Regions from separate parts of the Mus musculus genome. Here region 1 is linked to region 2. Evidence: chromatin contacts called from ENCODE Hi-C or POLR2A ChIA-PET data. All regions are on one chromosome and are shown on one strand. The core of a region is the stretch at or near the end of the contact, and the rest is flanking DNA. Distances in the headings are between cores, read along the strand shown.

Region 1 (4,224 bases), core at 433-2,932, 330 kb before region 2:
CTTTAATGTCTTTTTGTAAAAAAAATCTATATTTGATAGAGATTTTGAAATTACATTGTTCAAATAATGTAATTTATAACCAGCCTCAAAGATTAAAGTTTTAAAATTAAATGTAAAAAGAATGGATTCGCTTATTTTAAAGAATCTCGTTTTGTAAATGAGATTATAAAGTAGTTTAAGAGGTGCACTGGTTAGGATTGTGAATGAGATAAAGGTTAGTATGAAAGGTCATATGGAAACAAACATTCTAATCCCAAGTATGGGTTATTGGCTGTTTTCCACACTCTTGTTTCAAACAGCTCTCTAAAGACTTTAGCCTATATTATCACAGTCTTTTCAAGTATTGTTAGGTGTGCTGAAATTCTTTCAGCTGGTGTGAAACATGTACCAGATGAGTACATGAGTGGGGTAGGAGGAGGATGGAGGGAGTGCGACCTTTAGGTCTTTTATTTTCTCTTTCACTCCCGCCCCAGTTACAGCAAGGGAGCAGCTGTGCCCCTGGTTTGAAGTGCTCCTCAAAACCGGAGGAGAAGGCTCAGTGGTGAAGAGTAATACACTGCCCTTGCAGGACACCCACGTCGAGTGGCTCACTGCCACTTATAACTCTATCTCCAGAGAATCCGATGCCTTTTTTTTGCCATCTGTGGGACACGCGCTCACACACACACACACACACACACACACACACACACACACACAAATCTACAAATCTACACTCATATAACTAAAAATAAAATAAGTTTAAAACCAAGGATATGTTCCACAAAATGAGAGTATACAAATTGTGAATAAGGAAGAGAAGGGGAAGGTGGTGGAGGAGTGTGTCTTCCAAACTGTGTTCTTCCTGAGAGTCAGATTCTGATTTTTAAGCTCTGGGTAGAGCCTGACAGTGTGCCTTTTTAAACTGGCTCGGGGTGCTGCAGCTGCTCGTGGTACAGGGCTTACACTAAGCATAGCCAAGATTTGTAAAAACAAAAACAAAAAACGAATTGTATTAGGAATGAAGAACAGAGAAATGAGAAGAGAGAGAGAGAGAGAGAGAGAGAGAGAGAGAGAGAGAGAAAGAGAGAGAGAGAGGATGTGAAGATAAAGGGAAGGAAATGGAGGGAGGTAAAGAAAAGAGAAAAGATAGGTTTACTTAGTGTTAGACAATAGTGCAATAGGAAGGGAAAGGGAAGCCGGGCGGTGGTGGTGCACGCCTTTAATCCCAGCACTCGGGAGGCAGAGGCAGGCGGATTTCTGAGTCAGGACAGCCAGGACTACACAGAGAAACCCTGTCTCGGAAAAAAAAAAAAAAAAAAAAAAAAAAGAGAGAAAGGGATGGAGTGCAAAAAATTAATTCTTTAAATGAGTAGAAACAAAGAAAACGAAAAGGCTGAAGTGAGGCAGCATCTTAAAGCTATCTCTCTTGAGCATATGAGGACGAAGTTTATCGCTCCTTAAGAACCCAAATTCAATAGTCATATAGTCTAGGTTCTAGCGCACGCTGGCGCTAGGCAATGGGCGGGGCCCCGGATGTAGCTCAGGGGGCGGTGCTTGCGTTCGGGGGGGCGGGGCCACCCCAGGTCTGCGGACCGGGCCTTGCGTCCTCCTCCGTCTCAGGGGGCGGAGCCTGGTCTCTAAATTGGCGCCTCTGAGTGGCTAAGCGGCAGCTCGGATTGGCGGCTTTTGAACCCGGAAGCACTAGCGGGCGCTCGGAAGCGGCAGGAGCGCGGGCCTTGGCTCGCTCGCTGCGGCTGCGGGATGGTTGGCGGTGGCGGGAAGCGCCGGACGGCCGGGGCGGGACCGCAGGTAGGCGAGGCGGGATGCGCTGGGTATGGGGACGCTATGGGCCGTGGAGGAGCCGAGGGCCGCCCTGCGGGGCAATGGCCCGGGGAAGTCGTTCCTTTCCAGCGCCAGCCCAGTTCCCACGAAGCTCTGCAGCCAGCGGACGGACCATTCATTCATTCATTCATTCACTCACTCACTCACTCACTCACTCACTCACTCACTCATTCACTTACTAACCAGCTGATGGAAACTGGAGGAGCTGCCAGGGCGGCGAGGCACACGCGAACAAACATTTCACCTTTCGTTTTTTTTTTTGCTTGGGGTTAACGCAGGTGTGTAAAAGAAAATGCTGGAATTAACAAGCCCTGGAGTTATTAAAGACTTTTGTTTAAGACAGTCTCTATGTTGTAGCCCCGGCTGTCCTGGAACTTGATATGTAGATCAGAACTCAATATGTAGCCTCCAAATCACAGAGACCCTCTTGCCTCTGCCTCCAGGACACGAACCACCACTGCCCGGCTACTTTGGTAGCCTGACCTGGAAGTGTAAGGGATACGGGTTCTCAGATGAGTGATAGATTGGCCAGTCTGGACTCTTACATGATTTCATGGGTTCCTTAAGCATACAGTAGCTAATGGGAGAAGTTAAGCAGGGAAACGAACGTTTAACAAAAGTGACACCAGCTATGTTTTAAACTGGGTAGGGTGAGGCGATTGCTAAGGCTTAACGGCCAGTGGATGGCGAACATAGGTATTATTCTCGTTGTGTTGTGTTTTCTCACAACACCAAGTTAAAAATGTGGTTTAAAGAGAACAGCCTTGTCAGGCAGAAGCAATAAGACCAAAAGTTCAGTGTCCTCCTCAGTTACATTACAAGTTCAAGACCAGCCTGGGTTACAATAGACCTGTCTTAAACAAAGTCCAGCTTGATGACGTAGAGAGTAATAGTACTGATGACTTGAATTCAGTCCCTGAAGTCATGTGGAGTTAGGGAAGGGGACAATGTGACCAAATACGTTGTATGTAAAACCACTCCCACAGTTCTGCATCTACCCATTTGGGTGCCTTTTCCTTTTTGCCTAAGCATTTCCTGCCGCTTCTAGTCACTGTGGCTATCACCCTGAAGTTGGAGTTACCCTTGCCTTCTTGTAGAGTTTGTTGTTTCCTTAAAAAGCTTTTATGGTACATCTTGTCTTAGTCAGTATTCTACTGCTGTGAAGAGACACCATGACCATTAAAAAAAAAAAAAAGTGCCTAGCTGGGGCTTGATTACAGTTTTAGAGGTTCGGTCCACTATCACCACGGCTGGAAGCGTGGTAGCAGGCAGGCAGGTATGCTGCAGGAGAAGCAGAGAGTTCTACATCTAGACTGGAAGGCAGCAGGAAGGGAGAGACTCTGGGCGTGGAATGGGCTTTTTGAAACCTCAAAGTCTTATCTATCCCCTAGTGACACACTTCCTCCACCAAGGCCACAGTTCCTAGTCCTTCCCAGTACTGCCATTCCTTGGTGTACTCAAATTTATAAGTGCTATTCTGTTTAAAACCACCACACATCTATCTAATCTTGGGGGGTTTTCTTAATTGAACATCATACAAAGATTGAGCCATGTTGTCTAACTGTACTTCTCTTTCTTTCATTTAGTTACTGTTCCCCAGTGTTTGAAAGCCCTGTAACTATCTATTTTCCTGTTGGCTGGCATTTCAACCTCCTAAGGACAGTGCTGTCAAAAACAATTCTTACCCGATGCCTGACTTGTACATACAGTGTGTAGGCTTGGAATGACAGTTACCAATACATATGGTTGGACCCCTGAGAACATGTAGTTATCAACACCTGGGTGAGAAATGCCGACTCTAGCGGCACTGGCTTGCTGAGGGCAGCTCTCCCGCGCACTGGGCGGCGTTGAGCTGTATCCCTTAGCCTCTGCAGCACTAGGTGCCGCTGGTCCTGCTGCGGGTAGAATGTGCCGAGTTTCGCCTGGATTCAGAACCACAAGGATCTAAGTTCCCAGAAAGAAAGAGATTGTACTTAGAAAACAAGACAGATACGCAAAGTAAGCAAGTTGCCTTGGTAGCACTGAGCCAGTTTCCAATAGCATCCTTTAACCTTTAATTTGCATGGGTGCTAGAGATGCAAATCTTAGCATTACAAAGCCTTTTCCGAAAGACATGGTTTTTAGCTCAGAGGATATTCCCATATTGATCCTTAACTATACCATACCTCTCCTCTCTTTTTGTTTGGAATGTCAAAAGGAAGTTATCTGGTTTTAAGTGGAAGGGTAGTAATGATTGTGGTAAGTAGTGCAGACCTAACTATGGTTGGAGTTCCTGAAAAAACAGCTTTTTTCCCCCATTATTTATGTTTTAGGTTAGAATACAAAGAAATTGGTCTCATCCTGGCTTACTCATGCATATGTGCCATTGTACATTCGTTTTGTTTGTTCTTAAAGATGTAT
Region 2 (4,770 bases), core at 1,083-3,582:
ATTCTGTTCCAAACGTCACAGTTAAACCCCACCAGAGAGGCCAAGGAACACAGCCTTGAAGGAAGGTCTCTCTCCTCTCTCTCTGTTGCAGACCCAACAGCCTCAGTCTCTCAAGTACTGAGACTAAGGGCATATACTACCACACCTGGCCAACAGGTCCTTATGAGTTCTAAGCCAGCCACGGCTACATAATGAGACTTTGTATAAACAACAAACAAACAAACAAACAAAAAGCCAAACGGGTAGAAGAAATAAACTTTCTTTCTCTTTTAAGGCATTATGACTTGAATGTAAGCTGTCTCCATGGGCTCATGTGGCGAGGTCTTGGTTTTCAGATCATGCACTTTGGGAAGATGCTTGATTTCCAGGGGTTTTGATCTGATCAATTTATTGATCTCTTCAAGGATTCATATGATGGCATTATTAGGAGGAGGTGCAAAGAAGGAGGGGGACCCAGAAGTAGTCAGTGGGAGTTTGTCCTTGGGGGCTATCGCTTGGCCTGGCCCCTTCTTGGGTTCTCCTTCAGCTTCTTGTTTGTCTAAACATCTCTTTTCCACATCGATGTCTTGTGCAAGTAATTATGGATGGAACCCTCCGAAACTTAGAACTAAAATAGCCCCTCCCCCATTGTCTCTGTCTGGCATTTCATCTTGCGATGCAAGATGAAGCAACACAAGAGATTATGTGATTAAGGTCCTACCTTTTCTCCGCCCCCCCTCCCCCCAACTTTTTTTGAGGAAAGAAACAGGTCTTGGAATGCAGAGAGCTGGAGTAGAGTCCTACTCTGTGATGTAGGGAAGTTACCCAAGTGGACCTTCAGTCTTAATACCCCCCAAATCAGTCTGTTCCCTGACTCTGACTTTCCAGTCTGCCCAGCCTTCATCTCCAGTTTCTGCTGCAGCGTTAACTGGGCCAACACTTTCAGAATGCTGTTTGTAGTTAACTATTTTTCTCCTCATTCTCTTCATCCATTTTTTTCCCCTTGCCTTTTTCAGCTCAATATAAACACATACTTGTTCTCCCTCTAACGGGAAAGGAAGTGGGCAATTATTTTTGGTATTCATACAGTCTAAGTCTCAGCATATTAATCTCTTTAGAACAAAGCTGGGAAGGATGACATAGAGAGCTGCTGTGAGGATGGAATTAATACGTTTAAGAGTTTAGTACGGTGCCTGGCTTAAAATGACTGATGATTGCTACTTGCTATAATTTTATTTTCTTAACTTGAATGATACTCACTTATCTATTTATTATTATGACTTAGCTGTGGCTCTGGTTGGAGATGAACTGATAACCCGAGATTCCTTTTCAATTCCTTATCAGCTTGGTTGGTGGCCTGGCAAGAATTTCATACACGATCTCTCTTGTGAAGTTACTTTTGGTAAACTGACAGTAAGTATAAATGAATCACACTCTTTGACAACATTTAACGCGTCTCTGAAATAAGTTTGACAAACAAGCCTACACACACACACACACACACACCCTTGGACACCCCTTTTTGCAAGCCCACATTTCAGAGAATACAGGTGTGTGCCCGGGGCAACAGAAACAGATTACAGAGATGATGATGATGGCTGCCTCCAAGGCGCAGATAAAAGAGGTATCCCCTAGCCAGCTTCAAGGCGCCGGCCCACCTGGGTCAGACTTTGAATTCACCCCATTTTAGGCAGGTAGGAAGAACCTCCCCAAGACTGGCTTTAATCTCCCACCTGTTTTTCTAGTTTTTTTTTTTTTCTTTTCCCTTTCTCATTCTGAATTTTAGGATCCGCATTTCTCCAAACTTGCTTGGATTTGTCTCCCTTGGCTGCTGCAGTGGGGGCTGATTGCTGGGTGGAAGAGGCGGGCCCCGGGATCCATAGGGTGGTCACTAACCCGGACTCCAGAACTAAGGGGTCTCACTTTGCTCTCTCTATATCCACCCAGGCAGTGTGCACGCCCAGCAAAGCGCGATCGGTTCCCGCCAGAGCCACTCCCTTCCCAGGCCACCGGGAAGAGTCGGTCTCCAGGCACCGGCCAGGCGGAGCCGGAGGCCGGCAGGGCGCCCTTGCCCCAGCCTCTTCCTGGTCCCTCGGCGCCACTCCCACCGCCCTCCTCCTGGGTAGCCCAAATTTGCTCGGGGTGCACGTCCTCGGGGCGTGAAGGCGCGGGTCCCCGAGCCTTCCTCCCGCTAAGTGCGTCCCCGAAGCTGCCGCCCGCTGGGGGCTCCAGCGCGGGTCCCCGAGCGGCGGGCGGCGCTGTGGTGCGTCCCTCCGGTCCCCGGGCGCCCGCTGCGCGCTGCCTCCGCCTCCTCCTCCTCCTTGGCGGCGTCGCGTTCCCCCGCCCTCCTTGCTGGGCGGGTGGGAGGCGGCGGCGGCGGCGTGCTGTGCGAGCGCGCGCGAGGGGGGCGGCCGTGAGGAGGCTCCCGGTGCCACCGCGGCGGCCGAGCCACACGGGCAGCGGGCTCGGCGGGGCTGCATCTACCAGCGCTGCGGGGCCGCGAACAAAGGCGAGCAGCGGAGGCGCGAGGTAGGGTGCGCGGCGAGTCGGAGACGCCGGGCGCGGGGTGGTGGCCGGTGGTCGCCCGCATCCCAGTGGTGCGCGCGGGTCGGTCCCCGCGCTTCCCCTTTGGGTCTCCGGGACCTGCCGGGAACGAGCCCCGCGGCCTCTCTCGTCTCTTCCGAAGCCTCTGCCGGGCCTTGGGGCCGCTCTCTCCCCGGACACAGCCGGGTCCCTTCTGCCTCTGGGGTGGCAGTCTCCGGGGACTGTCGCTGAGCTCATCCCCGCGGGGTCGCTAGTCTGCTTCCCGCCGCACTCAGTGGCGCTGACTTTGGCCAACTTAAGGCTGCATCTTTATTTTTCTTTAAGTCCTTGAAAACTTCCACCGATCGGTGTTGGGCAATTTTTTTTTTGTCCTGGATTTGACCTAAAGGGAGGCTGAGAGGAGGCAGCTGGGTGAGATTCCCTGTTTCTGGAGCTACCCGGCCGCAGCCTCAGCTCCTAGGACCATCTCTGTCCCCGGCTGGCGACACCTGGCTCTGGGGTGTGTTTGTGGCGAGCACCACGCCAAGGGGTTGGGGGCTACCTGTGCCCCACCGTGGGAAGAGGGGCGTACCCTGGCTCTCCCCAGAACCGACTAGTCAGGAACAGCTGTTAATGTAGCCTCCAAATCCTTTCACCCCCTCCCCACCTAGGCATCTACATTGGTTGGGGTGGTGGTGGTGGTGGGGACAGCGATGCACCAACTGGCTTCAAATACTCTTTCTCCTGAGGGGGCCGTTTTTCAGATGTACCCAGAGTTTTAAGCCTAGCATTCATTCCATCGTCGAATTTTGGTGAACATTTTACTAGATTTTTCTGAATGGGATTAAGACAAGCGGTTCAGAAATCTGTTTCAGAGTTTGTCAGCCATGCCGGAAAGGGTGATTTTTCTTGTAGCTATTTTCAAGCAGGTTTTGGCTATATCTTTTAGAATTGCCGACCATCAGCTCTGGGGGGTGGGGGGTGGGGGGCCTTAGATAAGATTAAGCTGTCTGTTCTCAGACAGGGAAGACACATATGTATTTAATATTGGGATCATTCACCCAGGGCAAGGCTTCTTAAATGATAACGGTGGCTTAAAAATTGGGAAGGTCGTTGGACTTAAAAGTATTGTTTTAGATAGAGGAAACTTCCAGTCGGTTTTGCTTAGGTTCTCCAATAAGTTGAGAACTTCATTAGGCAGCCGATATCGGTCTTTTATTGCTTTTTCATAAATCCTGTTTATTGCTTGCTAGTTCTTGCTGCCCAGTGAGGTTCTAGATACCTTCAGGGATTAGTAGGGAATCGTTTAAGAAGCCTGTTGTGTTTTTAATTGTTGACTTTGGAGCTCAGAAACCACATTCCAAAGCCAAGCTGGACTATGCAGAGGAAGCACTTTTGTGTACTTTTTGGTTCTTGGCTCCACTGTGAACTTTTCCCTCAGATAACAACAGTCATTTTTCTCTTTCCTCCCCTCTCTCCCCATAACTCCAGAGCAAAGTCTGAAATGGATGTTACATGAATCACTTTAAGGGCTGCGCACAACTATGAACGTTCTGAAGCCGTTTTCTCACTAAAGTCACTCAAGATGGATGAGTCTGCCTTGTTGGACCTTCTGGAGTGCCCTGTGTGTCTAGAACGCCTGGATGCTTCCGCAAAGGTCTTACCCTGCCAGCATACCTTTTGCAAACGCTGTTTGCTGGGGATTGTGGGTTCCCGGAATGAACTCAGATGTCCCGAATGCCGGACTCTTGTTGGCTCTGGGGTCGACGAGCTCCCCAGTAACATCCTACTGGTCAGACTTCTGGATGGCATCAAGCAGAGGCCTTGGAAACCCGGCCCTGGTGGGGGCGGCGGGACCACCTGCACAAACACATTAAGGGCGCAGGGCAGCACTGTGGTTAATTGTGGCTCGAAAGATCTGCAGAGCTCCCAGTGTGGACAGCAGCCTCGGGTGCAAGCCTGGAGCCCCCCAGTGAGGGTGAGTAGCTTGGAAGAGAGGCAGTTGGGTGAATGCAGGCGGTGATGACCGACTGCAGCTCTTCTTTATTAGCTTATTTTCCAAATCAGCTCTAAGAAGCCACACCTACCCGGGCAGATAGATTCAACCTTAGGACCTTATTTTCTCTTGAAATAAGACTGGATCCGACATAGTAAATCCTGTTTTAAAGATCTTCTCTTATAGTCTTCATTGTCTGGTAGGATATATTTTAGGAACCAGGTATCAAATGTTCATTAAAAGGAAAATTGGTATGGTCTCACCCTTTTGAT

The links. A loop is a pair of places that touch in the nucleus more often than their neighbours do. ChIA-PET counts read pairs that join two places held with the same protein, here RNA polymerase II (POLR2A).
Region 1: a loop to region 2 is called in a map of heart, with 5 times the contacts of the local background. The contact joins the promoter of Hpf1 here to the promoter of Sh3rf1 in region 2. A Hi-C loop is called at or near these places in 1 of 37 maps with a recorded cell type or tissue (heart). POLR2A ChIA-PET finds 5 or more read pairs at or near these places in 1 of 5 experiments (embryonic stem cell).

What each region holds. Positions count from the first base shown.
Region 1 is chr8:60,888,746-60,892,969 of GRCm38, forward strand. Hpf1 (histone PARylation factor 1) reads left to right here and starts at 1,683. Exons shown (of 8, transcript NM_028299.3): 1 at 1,683-1,791. The coding sequence starts at 1,744.
Region 2 is chr8:61,221,839-61,226,608 of GRCm38, forward strand. It overlaps Sh3rf1 (SH3 domain containing ring finger 1), which reads left to right and starts at 2,333. Exons shown (of 12, transcript NM_021506.2): 1 at 2,333-2,508; 2 at 3,994-4,480. The coding sequence starts at 4,088.